Regions from separate parts of the Mus musculus genome. Here region 2 is linked to region 1. The links are chromatin loops, found by intact Hi-C in ENCODE. Cell type or tissue: left cerebral cortex. All regions are shown on one strand. Region 1 overlaps Ank2 (ankyrin 2, brain). Region 2 holds the start of Gm16958 (predicted gene, 16958).

The links. Hi-C counts contacts between places; a loop is a spot of excess contacts. Peaks named below come from ENCODE experiments on the same cell type or tissue, not always from the same donor. Only the 100,000 strongest peaks of a DNase experiment are listed, where the experiment ranks them.
Region 2: it touches region 1 in a loop (2.5-fold over the local background); 5 of 42 quality-filtered maps call a loop at or near these places.

The regions. Positions count from the first base shown.
Region 1 is chr3:126,991,640-126,999,639 of GRCm38, reverse strand. Ank2 (ankyrin 2, brain) reads left to right here. Exons shown (of 48, transcript NM_001327938.1): 21 at 665-763; 22 at 1,689-1,787. Among named protein-coding and RNA genes, the nearest start is that of Gm25501, 9.7 kb to the left of the region's middle. In left cerebral cortex, CTCF peaks have their summits at 2,079 and 3,451; DNase peaks (open chromatin) are centred at 1,301, 2,074, 3,470, 5,212 and 1 more place; H3K4me3 peaks cover 2,637 bases; H3K27ac peaks cover 4,921 bases.
Region 2 is chr3:127,156,857-127,164,856 of GRCm38, reverse strand. All of the region lies in intron 1 of Ank2 (ankyrin 2, brain), which reads left to right. It overlaps Gm16958 (predicted gene, 16958), which reads right to left and starts at 3,552. Exons shown (of 3, transcript NR_105030.1): 1 at 3,442-3,552. In left cerebral cortex, no CTCF peak of the experiment used is centred here; DNase peaks (open chromatin) are centred at 3,384, 3,761, 4,719, 6,802 and 4 more places; H3K4me3 peaks cover 5,772 bases; H3K27ac peaks cover 5,961 bases.

The DNA of each region.
Region 1 (8,000 bases):
GACATGGTATCTCTGTAAACCAGGCTGATCTGGATCTGACAGGAGATCTGCCTGTCTTTGCCTCCTGAGTGCTGGTATTAAAGGTGTGTGCCACCACGCCACACTCGGTTCAATATTCTAGTTTTTAAAGACACATTTTATTGGGGCAGGACATTGGGGATTCCAATGAAGTTTTCTTTCCTAAAGTTTACACATGCAGATTTTTATAACCAAAGCCCTCTCCTGAGTTGAGCATGAGATTTGATTCTCTTTCACGGTTGTAGATCTTCTACAGGGTATGTGGATGGTTATAACTAGCAGCAGCCTGCATGAACCTCAGCACCCTTCAGCTAGACAGCAGCTCGGTCTTCATCTTTCCTAAGGAAAAATATCGTGGCTGTATTGTTCTGTCCCATTTTTAATCTTCTCTCAGCATATGTGTTGTAAATGCCAATCAGTTAAAATATAATAAGAGTTACAATTTGCGTTTATCTTGGGTTTCATAGTTCAACATAAGGTGTGAGGGAGTGTTTGCTGCTGAGAAATGAGTTGCTGGGGAAATTGTTGCTCTAAATAAGCAATGAGGTCCTTGATGGGTTTGCTGTGAATAAGACAAGCGAACTGAGACTGAAGGCTAACCTAATTTTCTTCTCCCTCTGCAAATCGGTGCTGCCATGATGGACAGAATGGCTACACACCTTTGCACCAAGCTGCCCAGCAGGGCCACACACACATCATTAATGTCCTGCTCCAGCACGGGGCCAAGCCTAATGCTACTACTGCGGTAAGGAGCTCTCACGACCCTCCCTTCTGCCCTCCTCTCCTCCTCTTCCTCCTCCCCCTCCCCCTCGGTGTCTTACGGGCAGAGATTTTTTAAAAATGTGGTACATCGCCCTTGAACAAACTGTGGAAAGCCCCAGGTTTTGGGGGGAAAAATCCTTTCTAGAAGATTGTGATTTCTCGGGGAGTGTTTGCTGGGAAGGAAGTCAGTTGGCTCCCTTGGGAGTGGGGCCCTCCACTTGGGCTGCTGGAAGGGTTCTGCTTACAGCTGGCTCTCAGATGTGAGCACATTTCCACCCCTCCCTCCTTGTCTTCTTAAGGGAGCCCAGTTTCTGAGCTGCTGGCTTGGAACTGCCTCTTTGGGACGCGGAGCCATTGAAATGTAAACTAAGCGGTGTAATTAAACAAGCGGGATCCCCAGTGTCCTGGGCTGGATGCAGCCAGAATTGCTAGCTTGTATAGTTTGTGCAGCACTGGAGATCCTGCAGCGCAGAAGCTAAATCTGTCACTGGGTCCCTATGGTAACATCTTACCTGCAGCAGATGGCCTGACTCTTGGTGAGCGATGAGTATACCAGGTTCTCCCTAGTAGTTCTGGCAGATGCCACCCCCAGTTTGAAAGGTGGCTTCATAAGGGCAGTGTAGCATTTGGAACTGCTCAACAACCTCGGGGTTAAAGCATCAAGTGCTTCTTATTAAAAAAGAGCAGGCAGATGCAAGCTTGTTGTGTTACCATGGTGACCGGGGCTATAGTCTAAAGAAGTTACAAAGACAGATTTAGATGTAATGGTAAAAACTAGTGATTTTCCTGAGCTGTGCCTTGTTTTGGAAGGAAGTGCTGGCTCATGCCGCGCCACGGGTGAGCTCACTGGCTCTCAAGGCAGTCCTCCCTAGCCTTTCTCACTCTTTCCCCTCTTTCTCTCTCTTCAGAATGGTAACACGGCCCTGGCGATTGCTAAGCGGCTGGGCTACATCTCCGTGGTTGACACCCTGAAGGTTGTGACTGAAGAGGTCACCACCACTACCACGGTGAGTACCGAGACAACTGATCCTCTCCTGTCCTCTCGGTTTTCCCGCCACAGGCTTTTCACTCGGTGTGTGCAGCTTCTGTGTCTTCTTCTTTTGTTGAATGTATTGTGGGAGAGACTCGGATATGCAGCTACAAAGACGTTCACCAATGGACACGAGGGTTCTGTCTTTTACTCAGTAGAATCCCAAATAAAACACATAAAAGCAGCTTTATAACTATAGAAAAGTTACCCTCTCCCTGTGGCTTTTTTCCGACTCCTCCATCTCTTTCCTCTAGTTGTGTGTGACACCTACCGCTGACAGAGAGGTACCACACTCTGCAGCCAACTTCAACTTGGCCCAGAGGTCAGGCGGCATCTGAAAAGACCCCCTGACGAGTTAAATGCATTTCTGCACACAACAAGGCATCCTTACACTTCTTCTTTTCCTTCTTATGCCTGGTAATTTTTTTAGAATACGAAAAGAAAATTGCAGATGTCTAGTGTATGCCTAAAATCCTTTATTTCCACAGCTTTAGAAAGTCTATTGATCCTCGAGGAGGCAGAAGTCATGACAGTTGGACTTTGCCAGAAAAAAATCCCTAGAGCAAAGCTAACAAGGAGGCGCCCTGGTCTCGGCATAGGCTCCAGGGAGAACTTTTTTTTTTTCTTTTTAGCTTTAACTTAAGCACAGAGGCTATGAACAATAGCTTTTAAATTTATCTCTACAGAGAAACAACAAAACAGGAGATGTTCTATGGAAACAATAAAACCACAAATCAACAGCAAATGTACTCAGGATAAGGTTCCAGTAAATGCTCCCAGCTAGGATGGCTGCACGCAGGGTTTGGGGACAGGATGGCTGCACGCAGAGTTTGGGGACACTCGCTTCTTTTAATCGATGGGAGGGAAAAGAAAGGAATTTTGTTTCAAGGGCTAACGGAAAGTCCCTGTTGACAGGCATTGAAGTAGACTACAGTTGCTGTGACGTGCAGTTTTAAATAGAGTGGAGTATGAATAATTAATGAACTGCACAATATAGGCTGAACTTGGAGAGGGGAGGCAGCTGACTGCTCACTCTCTAAACAGACCCGTCGCCTTTAGCCAGTACACACAGTAGTTATAAAGATCTAAAGGAGAGAATTGGTAAATTCTAGATAAGAAAAGTCTTGTCAATGTTCATCACCCTATTTGGGGGTCATTCTATATGGCTAGGGCTTTTTTTCTAATTAAAATTATATTCTATTTAAACATTTTAATTTGGTTCAGGAAAAAAAAAGGCCCAGGTTTCTGTAATGTCAAATAGTACTATGGTATGTGTTTCCATTACGGGTTGCTCAAATGAAGATAAATGTGTCCATCTCCTCAAACCTTCATTTTCTTGTGGTAAGAATATTTAAGGTCTTTCTGTATGGCTGGATCTTAATTGCTTTAAAAATATATTTGGTTTTTTGTTGTTGCTGTTTGTTTTTGTTTTTGTTTTTTTGTAAGAGGAAAGTCTTCATATGGAGACCTACCTGGCTATGTCACCTCAGAATAGCATGCACATCAGAAGAAACGAAGGCTTTAGTGGCAAAATTGGCTAAGCGCATAAATATATACTGTCAGAAGTCTTGGGGCTTTTCTTTTGCCTATTTTATTACTTTTTCCACCCTAGGAATTATGAATCTGTGTTTTCACTGAATTGCAGCTAGATGGCGGCCTTGTGGCTCTTTATCCTCTCTTGGCTCTACTCCCCTGTCATTTTGCTAAGTAACATTTCTTCTTTACTGGACTAAGATGTGAGAGGCCTCTGTGCTCCATGCTGAAAAGCATCAGTGGTTCTAACCCAGCTCCTCCGCCCAAGTGAAGGGGGAGGGGTGAAGAAGCATGATACAGAGGAAAAAATATATATATATATTTTAAACATCAACAACATTATGAAACTTCACATCTTATTTTCAAGATTTGAGGTGAATAAATATGAATCAGAACAAATGATCTTACTCATAAAGACATGTATGTTAAAGCAGAAGCAACTAGCACTTAATTTAAGCATTCTAATTACAAGGCTGGGAAACGGCTCAGTGGCTAATACAGTTGCCTTACAAGTGTGAGGACCTCATTTGGACCCCAGAACTCATATAATGCACATCTGGTGCTCCTCTGATAAGATTGGAGGTGAAGGCAGGAGGATTTGTGGAACCTGGGGGGCCAGCTACTGGGGTTCAAAGCTGCAAACAATGAGGTCCTATCTCAAACAAGGTGTACAGATAAGACTGACAAGCCTAGACTATCCACTGGGCACCGTGGTGTGTATTCTGCAGTTACACAGGTGAAGTGCATCCCCCAACACACACTGCTGATTTAAAAAAAATGCTACTTACCATCTCTAAGCAAGCTTTCTGATGGCTTGTTAGAAATCAAATATACAGGACAGGCGTGGAAGGTCCTATCTCCAAGAGTTACCTCAAATACAAGGCAACTGCTTTTAGGACATTTTAAGAGTTCTTGCTTTTTAATTATTTATATTCCATTATGTTTTATTCATTACTATATTATCATTTATGTTCATTTTAATGCTGACCGTGATTTGATAAATACACACTACCCTTAAAACTCAAATTTCTAGGTGAAGGGGCCAATAAACCATAAATAATACATAGAATATCAGATTTCCGCTAAGGTGCATCATTCACATTAAATAAACCAACTTCCCTACAAATTGAACCCAGGTCCTTGGGAAGAGCAGCCAGTGCTCTTAACTCCTAGGCCACCTCTCCATCTCAATGGCTGCCTGTCTTGACCCTGCTTTATCTTTATTTTCTGGTCCCCTTAACTGACTTCTGATAGAACTGTGTTCGGTTTGAGACATGGAATTTAAACTGAAAAGTGTGGATGGGTTCTCTTCTTGCAGTGCACTTCCCTTCGGGAGGTGATGAACATTCATTCTTCTTCTCCATATTTTCTTCCCTCCATAACGTGCGGTCTATGATACCTCATAATTAGTATGTAAGATTAGTAGTGTGCTAGATGTGGAGAGACACATCTGGAATTCAATTTAGGCTGCTGGATCACAAAGACGACTTTCTAACCATGCCAATATAATTAATCTTGATTTCGCCAAGAAGCAGTTTGGCCAAAATTTTGTGAAAGAATGATTCCTAACTAGTTTTCAACCAGAAGTACCACCCAAGAAGTATACTTCGTTGGTTTTAGATAGTATGTCATATTTAATGTCACTTTCTAAAGTTTACTGATTGACAACGAACAAACAAGCACCAGTGCTCTGAGGATAGCAAGCAGGGCAAGGCATTTCATAATGAGTTCTAGCGAATCAAATGGTCCACAGTGCGGTTACCATTGAACGTAGCCATTGAATTATAACCGCACAAGTGATGGACACATCTCCTGTCGCTTGCCTTTAGAGGGTGTGCCACTTGTGCAGCCACGTGAATTCCCTTGAAGAAAAGAAACTTCTCTCCCCAGTTCTTTACCCCAGAGTATGAATGCAGGCATTGTGTGAGAGCAGAGCTGGGGCGTCCCAGATTGCCCAGCCTCTGTGGAATCATGGCTTGCTTCCTTAACCTTGCCTTTTCTAAATTTACCCTGAGAGACACAGCAGGGGAGGCGAGGCCAGTCAGCCTTGTCTTAGGATGAAGTCACTGTAAGTTTGCCAGAATGGGGGCACATTACAACAGCCACAGTCTGCTAAGATTGGAAAAGCTATGGGAAAAGACTTATACCTCCATGTAATCCACTATCATCAACTGTTTGTTGTTGTTTGTATAATTTTAAAATGATGTATTATGTGGCAAATAATCATTGCTAAGTAGAACATAAATTATTTAATAAATTACCCAAAGTTACCACACATAAGTCGTATTAAATATACAACCCTTTTAATCATTAAAGAAGATTTTCTTAAAGCAATGAAGAAAATGTAAGTTCCACATTCTAATTTGATTTGATAGCATGTCTGTTAAAGGAGCCATCAAAATGAACGTGCAGTGAATACGGGTGATGTCACTTGCCATTGTTCAACCACCTTTTTTCTTTTCTGTGAAAGTAGTTCCTTGTTCAGATGGCTGAGTTGTCATCTTTGCCCAAGCACCATCAATATTCACTGCACGTGTGTATATACTTTACAAAATGTAGATAACTTATTGCTGCTGAAGAGGTGGCCCAGTGGTTAACACTCGCTATTCTTGGAAAGGACCCCAAATCACTTTCCAGTACCCACATGGCAGTTGACAACTGTCTATAGCCCCAGTTCCAGTGGAGCTGAAGCCCTCTTTTGGCATTCTTAGGCTCCATGCATGCATGTAAATTATGTACATACATGAATGCAAACATTCATACATATTAGAAACAAATAACATTTATGCATTCTGTATGTTTTCTGAAAGAAACGTGGTATACACAATTCTTACATTTTTCTGATATATATTTTTCTAAATCATTTATAATTGTCTCACTCACAACTAAGCAGCTACTTGGGGAGAAACATTTGTGTTGAAACTTTACAGAGTACTTATCTTAGTTTTTATAGAAAGCCAACTATACACTTAATATTTTATCTAGTTAGGAAAATTATATTAACAAATGTGATTGACAATATACAAAAGAGGTATAGCCTGCAGGTGACCTGATGACAGCCAAAGGGGGAGGGTGTTGAAAGGTCATGTGATGGCCAGATTCACTCACTGTGCTATGATGGCTTGAGAAGTGTGGTTGGCAGGTTGGGGGTGGGGTGGGGTGAGGATAGTGGCTGACTAAGCCTGGTTAGTTAAGCATACCGTCTTCCCCCACACAGGGAAAACCAGATATTATCCTGTATTTATAAAATACCATGATAGCAGTTTATATTTTATTGTCTATGCTTTCCCATATCATGATGAGTAACTCATTGTCCGACTTAATTGTATCTCATTAATCTTATGCACAGAATATTTCGTATTTTCATTTTTAAAGTAGTTTCCTGTCTTGACCATAACATCTTGGATTCTGCAGCAGAAAGAGAAGTGCATGATCCTTGAATTATAGCTTTGTTCTCCGTGTACTGTTCAAATGCAGTTGTTTAAAATAATATATTTCAGTCAACAAATACCTTAAGGATATTTTATTTGAAAAGGAAATTGTATATTAAACCTAATTACATTATTCACGAGTAGGAAGATTTATTTGTGCATTCAACAAACATCTGCTGATGCCCTGTGAAGGTTGGGAGTACATCAACTTAAAATACATTCTACAAATTGCATTTTACATTGAGGGCAGTGTGATTATTCAGAGAAATCTCTGTGAGCAAATGATTACTGTATGCTGCTTTTGACCTCTTGCCGTATACATTTTCTTATATAACAGCATTTAATTCCAAAGAAAGCAGCCTGTTCTTGCAAGAACAAAGAAAGAATGCTCACACACTACCAGCATCTGAAAAAGGGCAATAGGCTTTCATACAGCAATTTACTCTCAAATGGAGACACATTTTCTTATGGAAATAGTTGCCTTGAAAGGCAGTTAATTATTTAGAACATTTCCACATAACAACAGACCTCCTGGTTAGCCAAATACAATAGATATAGTCACATTATTAAGTCATTTTATTTACACTTAGATACTTATTTAATATGTTTCAGAAAAGTATAGTAGGATATGTTACAGTGTGCAGTACCCTTAAGGCTAAAAATATGAACCTTATATTGAGTTCCATAATGTAACTAAATGGGATTCCTTGCCCCATGCCTCCCACCTCCCACCTTCCTCCTGAGACAAGGTCTAAGTATGTAGCAATGGCTGTCCTAGAACTGACTTTGTAGTCCAGGCTAGTCTTGAACTAAATGGGAATTTGTTTTGTTGTTGTTGTTGTGTTTGTTTGTTTGTTTCGAGACAGGGATTTCTCTGTGTAGCCCTGGCTGTCCTGGAACTCTGTAGACCAGGCTGACCTCGAACTCAGAAATCTGCCTGCCTCTGCCTCCCAAGTGCTGGGACTAAAGGCGTGCGCCACCATCCTTGACCCAGAATGGAGACTTATTATTATTGTGTGTTGAGACTCTAGCAGCAGAATTGTGTGTGTGTGTGTGTGTATATACAATTGAAGGTCAGAGGTCCATATAGACAGTGTCCTCTTCAATTCCTATCTATCTTAGGTTTCCAGGCAAGCTCTCCTTGAACCTGGAGTCCATTGATTTAGCTATTCTGGCTGCCCAGTGAGCTTTAGGATCTCTCCGTGTCCCAGCTCTGGCATCATAAG
Region 2 (8,000 bases), 170 kb before region 1:
AAGCGTTTGAGATTTCTGGTTTTGTGATGGGAATGTGTAAGATGCCACAGTGGTGGCTCCCTCTGTGGTTTCTTCCTTGAGGTCATCTGGCTATCAGAGCTCTGTATCTGAGCTTTCCTGCTGTTATAGCATGATGTCTGGGGGGGGGGGCTGTCTCAAATATGTTATTGGCCTTTTGTACACATCTGCACAGTACCTTGGCTTCTTTGTGTCACAGGGAAAGATACCATGGAAAACATTAGCAAAGTCATGTCATTATTGGTTCTAAAGATGTGGCCAATACAGTTTTTTTTTTCTGTAATGTTTCTGTCAGTCAAACTAACGTCTATTGGGGTATCTGATTACACTCTTTCATGATGAGACAAAGTATACTAGAGAGTCCTAGAAACTAAACTGTTAATTGTATCTTAGGTTTGTTTTTAGTTACCAAACTGAAGTTTAAAAATGTGAACATTGCCTGGCATAAGAGAACAGGATAGTGAAGCTGCTACTGGCTAGGTTTCCAAGAGGGTCTGCAGTGAGGGTAGGAAGAACTAATGAAAGAAGTAAATGTTTGTGACAACAGGCGCTGCTCACCTTCTGCTGTAGCATGTGGGGTTCCCTTTCCTACTGAGAAGTCTGCAAAGGGAGAGGGTATTATGGGATGACAGAAGCAGATCCTACTGAGGTAGTGGGAAAGGTCTCTTCTAGAAGAATCCTCAGTCACCCCCAACTGACAGAAAGACCACGGTAGGAGGCTCAGCCACGTTCCATTAGGACTCAGATTACTAAGCTAAAAGGACATCCACAAATCAGGTGTGGCTTGCTTGCTCTAAACCTTTTTTTTTTTTAAAGATGAGGATTTAGAAGACAAGGGAATGCCAGATGGCACCAGGAACAGGCAGTGCTGGGTTCCTCCTGCTTCCCAGAAGCACCCTTGAGTAATGATGGCTTTGATTTCAGGACAGAGTAGAGGACATGTGTGAAGGGGAGATAACTAGGAGATAACTGTGGCTACTCTTGCCAAGCAGATAAACGAATTGCCCCCAAATCTGTTAACTTCCCAAGAAACCTGGGCAGACACCTTTCCAGGGAAGGGCCATGAGGGCTGAAGGCAAGCTGAAGTGGATAGGGTTTTCTGTGTTTTGTGGATCTGATTCTCAGCTGTGGGTGCCAGAGGATGATAGCCCTTCTTATATAAGAGACATAATCTGTTCTAAGCTGGCTGACCCTGGAACTAACACATCACTAATAACATGTGACCTCATGCCAGGGTAATTATTCTCTGCTTCGAACCAACATTTGAATCAGATGAAGAACCAACGTGTCTGCACTACCACAGAACTCGTTTGCCAACTGCTGCCTTCAGCACAGTTTAAATGAAAAACAAAAATTGTAAATTATATAAGCCAAAACATGTAAGACCAAAGTACAAAATCTAGCATTTTCTCATAAAACCAAACCAAACCAAACCAAAGCCTCACTAGTGTACTCTCTTCACACACTGGGGCAAAATGAGGCTTTGTATCCTTCATTTATAAACACAGAGTTTGTTATTAAAAATGTTACGTTAGCAGAGCGAAGAGTTTCATTATAAACATTTTCTAAGAACACTTTCAACATTTTTCTCTACTTATAGGATTTATGTAGAATCAGATTATATTGTTTTCCTCCCAGTTGCTACAGTGTTCATAATTTTTGTTTCTCTAAAATACGAAGGTTGAAGAGGAAGGACCTTCACAATCCATCTGGATAAAATTTTCTAGCTATGACTTTGTCCAGCTAGAAAATGAGACACCGAGAGTATTCAGTCAGCCCTTGCTAAAATTTTAGCAAACTTAGGAAAATTGAACAGTGTTTGTAATTGGAGAATTCCAGCTTGAGCTTACAGGTGATTTTCTCCTCCCTGCTGGGTATAGTGGGAGCATCTGCATTTTATACACTATGTTCTTCCCCTGTATTTCCATACTGAGCATGTAAGAGAACATCCAGAAATTCTAATTTTACTTGATTTCATTCCGTTGCTTGTCACGTTCACGGGTAGGTTTAAAACAGCGTTGCGAATTTCAAAGACGCCTAACTGGGTACCTGCGTGTCCCTCTTAGAGTGATGGAGGATGGTTTTCAGGGGTGCTTGCTTTCTTCTTTGCGGTCCTCTACTCCTGCTTCCTCAGGGTAACCTCGCCAAAGCCGGCTTATACAGCGCTCACTGACATACAGCCCGGTTTGATCCCTTGCCAAAGCAAGCTGCTAAGGCGGCCTCACGTGGGTCTGTAAAACCGCACCGGGGAGCCCGGGCAACTCCCAGTCCTTCCCAGACCCGCTCTCTCCCTCTCTGCCTTGCAAGTGGCAAGTCACTCCAGCTCTGCTCCTCTCCTCCCAACCCCGCAGCGTAGATTATTTTCTCCAAATGTACCTTGGAGAAGGGAAGGGCTGAGGGATTTAAGACGCAGGCATCTATGTCACGTGCTGCCCGTAGCAACCGCGGCGGCGGCGGCAGCAGCGGCGGCGCCGGGTCCTTAGCGAGACTGCACCATTTTCTCTCGCCCTGCATAGAGGTGTGGTTGCAAGCGGCAGAGAACTCCCCACCCCCCCTAGGACTTTCACCGAGGTGGCCTCTTCCTGGCTCCGGTCTGAAGACAGACTGTCTGGAGGAGTCCCCCAAGACCGTTCCAACTGGTGATGAGCGCCTAAGGAAGGCTTCTGCAACTATTAGGATGCTTGTCTGCACTCGGGGCCACCCAACTGCTGAGGAGCTCCGGGTCCAGAGCTCCGCCCTCCCCCGGGACCATTGCTGAGCGTGGGCGCTCACCTGTGCATGCCTGTGTGCAGGTGTGGGCTGCTCAGGGGCTCGGCTCGCAACCTAGGGGGACGCTCGAGTGAATTATGGGTGCTGCAGAGGCTGGAGCAAGATTATGACCTAGCTCGGGGGCGGAGTGGATTATTTTGTGAGTGTTCTGTCTGCCAGCCATTGCTCTGCTGGGGGGAAAAATCACATCTCCACATAGCAGTCAAATCACCTGTATTGCTGGGGAGTGGAAAGTTATCCTCTGCCGATTTCGTCTGCCAAAATGGCTCACGCTGCTGCTTCTATCAAAAAAGTTAGAGAGGCTGAACTGGATGAAAAGGAAAAAAATCTGGACAGAGAGAGAAAAAAACAACGGAAAATCCCCAGGGATCGGATGGAGCGGAAAAGAAAGGTATGGAGAACCTCGTGTGCGCCCCCCTCCCCCCACCCCGCGCCCTTTTGTAGCGCCGTGTAGAATCTTCAGCCTTTAGAACTGACAACTTCATCCTCCTTTTTTCCATCCCTCCCCTGCACCATTTCCGAGCACACTTTGCAGCTCAGAGGAGCTCTCGCCTGGATTTGCTGCATTGGGAGGAGATGCCTGAGCAGGATGGAATTCCTTCGCTTTGATCAAGCAAAGCAAAATCCATCATTTCCCTTTCTCTTTTCTCTAACCTCCATTAGATCATTCCGTCTTAAAGCCGAGTTCTCCAGTCTTCCAGATTACTCTCACAGAAGAAGGAAGGGTTTCTGTATGGCCAGAGGGTTGTCCTCTTCGCGTTGCCCGTGTCTACTACTGGACCTCGGGCACTTCTACACCGATGGTATTTTCAATCAAGATCTCTGATTGGGAATAAGCCACAGGATCTGTATACCTCCTTGCCTTCCCGAGTGTTGACATTATTCTACACTAGAATAGACTAAAAATATGGATGCAGTGATCTGTGCTTCTGCATTTTTAGAATTCTTATTTTCTATTATTAATTCTGTAATTTACTTTTCTACTGCTGGCAATTAAGTGGAAATAGCTAGCTCACCAAGGCAGTGAATCATCGACTCTCCTAACAGTAAGCCAACCGCAGATTGGCTGTCTTTCTCCGAAACATGTTTTTTTCTTTCTTTTTTTAAATATTAAATTTCCCTAAAAATATAAATCTTACAAACTGACAGTAATGAGATACTCATTCAGCCAGTTGTCTGGCTGTAAAGAAGTTGTTGTATCTAAACACTTTAATTAACAAACTAGGTCACTGAATAATTTCAGATGACAAATGGTATATTACATTAGCAGAATGTAAAAATAGTGTATTGTACACAAGCTCATTTTAAACAGGTCTGGGATTAAGAGATGCAAAGCGACACACAGGTTTGCTAACGCATGTGCTCCAGGGACCATTTCCCTGTTTCCTCCGTGATCGCCACGTTCACCTGTGCATTGAGAAGCCTTGTCATTGCCTCTTTTTTTTTTTTTTTAATTTTAAATTTGAGAGACACCTAAGGAGCCACAGTGAGTCGAGGTCTTCCTTCATCCTGATGCTGTTCCACTTCTCCACTAGTTAGATCAAATGATTACTATCTGGAAACAAAATTAGTGTATTTAGTGGCTTCTCTTCTGGAGAAAATGTAGTACTGTTTATGTGACCTTTAAAATGCCTTGTTTCAAGAGTGCTTGGAGTCTTTTATAGTACCCAAGTCTTACTTACTGGCCATCTTGGTTGGGTGGATTTCCTCCTCTATGGCTCCTACGGTTTTGTTTTTAATCCTCTCCATAGAACATTACTGCCTGAAGCATTTTTCGTGTATTTATATCCTCTTAAATCTTTGTTCCCTCAACTACGGTGTATTATTTCTTGGCGAGGAATACTTGAACAACATCCAGTTGAGACCCAATAACATTGCTTAGCTCAAGTGCCTTGCATCCATTCTCGGGGAGCCGTTAGACTGTCCTGTGCTTGGTTTCCACATGGGGTTCACTGCCATTCTTTCCCTAAACCTCCTTACTCCTGAAAAAGTTGCATCGTTAAAATGGCAAGTGCCAGTACTTGGTGGGAATTTCTCGGTTGCTTGATTGCCGTCTTACTTTAGCTTGAACCTGGCACTGTCAGCAAGATCATTGTTTGCTGGTATAACAGGACAAGATCGTCTGGGCAAATTTAGATATCATTGCCCTAGAACCAGAGTAATTTGACAGTATTTATCTTCGTTCTTCTGTTTTCATATAAACTTCTTCTATGGCAGATGCATGCAGCATTACACAGCACAATAAAGGTTTACCAAACGATGGGGTTTACTTCCAAGCTATAGCAAGTGTCTTTCCTAGATTGACAACTTCCCCTACCCCAAATTCCAGCCCAACCTAGTTTTCAAATGTGATTTGACAAAAAAACAAACCAAACCAAAACAAAACAAAAACAAAAAAAAAAAACAAAAAAAAAGTCCCAGCTCAGATTATTTCTTAGAGCGAAATAATGAGATGGCAGCTCATGGAGGATTGAAAATGCCTGTTACTGGGCTCTAGACTATCATCTTCAGAAATCATTTTAACATGATCATGGTTTCTGCTCATGTCATGTCATAATTGTAAGGTAGTAGCTCTGTTGTAGAACCAATAGAGTATATAGAGTTTCATTTTCATATCTATGGAAGGCTTCTTACCCATAAAGTCCTTTATGCATCCCCAGTGCAGATAAAACTACAGAGCTTGGGGGAATACATTGATTTTAAAAGGAAATTTTACCAAGATATAACTATTGATGTTTAAAATAATTCAATTAGGGTAGCTTTATATTTGGGATTTATTTTAATATGCCTTTGTAAACTTTATAAACTTAATTAAGAAATATTTATTTTGCTTTGTATTGCATAAAGTGTTTACAATAAATTTTAACTCTTTGTAAACTTCAGTCCTACTCTTTTCTTGATGAAAACCCATAATACTAACTTATCGTTTCTGGGTTTTAAAAAAGGCAATGATATGCATATTAAGGAATTTCATTTCAACCTCATTGTCAGCAAAATGTTCAGGCTTCCTTGACTGGATAAGTAGTATTTAAGTGAAGTATATGGCATGTCCATTGTGTTTGTGAAATATGAGGTATAATAAATGAATTTAAGCTTTAAGCAAATGAATGAGTTCAAGAGTGGTTGAAACAAACTAATTTGAACTTATTTGCTCAAAGATAGCACACTGATCTATCATTTGTGGGGTAAGAGGCTATTCTGGTCTAATTAGCACCTTAGTGTTAACTGAATAATCTTCATATGTACAGAGTCTGGTTCCTATACTAGAAGTCTAGTATTTGAGACCCGAGCTGCCAGATGGAATAGCTAAGTATCAGAATTCTTATGCTGGCAAGACAACCTTAGCCCTAAAAAGTAATTCCAAGTATATATATCCATCCATCCATATATATATATATATATATATATATATTACAGCTGCCTATTTCCCATCTGTACTTTTTAAAACTCGAAAATCACATATAAGGAACGCATAAGAGTGACAGCACAGTTGCATTTCTAAAAGCAAAGTATATATACCTAAATGACTTTTCCCCTTTAACCTTATGTTCACCACGACTTGTCAAAGAAGCTTTTGTTCTTCTCATTTCTCAGAATGGACTAACCATTCTTGAGTCTGTCATGTCTACACCGTTCACTAGAATCACAAAGCATGATGTTTTCATACATGTTCAGCATCAACTTTGGTCATATTTTCTGTCTCCCCTTTCCTCTCTCATTCCAACCGGCCCTTTCCTCCTGCCTCTTAACCCCCCATCTACTGTCTTTTTCTTTTAAGCTTTCACATAAAAATTATCTGTCTTATCTAGTCTAGTTTATTTTGATGAAGTGATGAGCTCTCTATCCATTTTCTTGGCACAACTTGTTCTTTATGTTTGAATAAATGTCCATTGTGGGGACTAAAGAGACAACTTAGAGGGTCAGAGCCTCTTGCTGTCCAGACGTGAGGACACGGGCTCTGATTTTGTTATCCATGTAAAGGGCCAGGCCTGGCCATGAGTGCATCTGTAAACCCAGTACTGTGGGGAGCAGGGACATGAGGATCCCTCAGGGTTGCCTACCAGCACAGCTCTAGGTTTAGCGAGAGGCTGTCGCAAGGAAATATTTCTCAAGGAAGTGATAGAAAGGGATATTCATTGTGCCCCTCTGGCCTCTCTCTGCATGCATAATGGGCACCCTTCCAAACATGAACATATGCCAACACACACACATGCACACATGCACTCATACAAGTACGACTAAAAGCTCAATTGTGAACATATACATCATTCTTTTTATCAATTTCTCTCTTTTTCTTTCTTCTTTTTTGATAAAGTCTTACCATGTATCTATGTCTATCTTGGAATATACTATAGAGAAAAGGCTAGCCTTGAACTTATAAAACAATCTACCTGCCTTTGACTCCTGAGAGCTAGTATTAAAAGCATACATTACCATACTCAGATATCTATTTATTTTTAATGAATAGCTCATTGATTCATAATGTTAAAACTGATAGGCCTTTTAGAACCTTTAAAATATAATTTATTAAGTACTGAAGGACCTTATATTGGATACATACATATTGGTCCATTTAACAACTGTATACATTAGACATCTTCTTGATTTCACAGACAAGGAAACTGAGACTCAGAAGTGGATCTTCCTTAGTCATAGATAGCTATCAAGTGGCAGGCTTGGGATTTGAACTTAGATATGCCTGGGTCCAAATTTCACTAGGGAAAGAAGATAGCATGATTGTACCATCAATGAACATTGTAAGTAAACCATTTAAGCTACTAATGTTGCAAGTTTTTCACCTCTATAATGACATTCTACAACCAAAAGAAATTTAAGCATTTTAAGGGTTTGACTAAACAATGCATTTGAGAGAAACTAGATAAACTTAAGGTTGTGATTTTACTATAATTACTTCCATACATTTTATAAGTTTCTTAGGTAATGAACTTTTTGAAGTCAAGATTTGCACCTTAAATCATGGCCAGTTGGCTGCCCATGATAGACTATTGAAATCACTTTTGTTATTTTTTCTTTTTGATCAGATTTCTAAAATGCACTTGTATATTTATATTTATTAAACTTCAAGGTGGTGGTGTATGGGACGCAATAGAAAATAAAATTAGTCTTTTCTAAGTCCCTTTCAAATAATTCTTCAGAGAAACGGAGCACTCTGACCATTCCTTCCCTTTATTTTACCATCATACTGTCTTGGA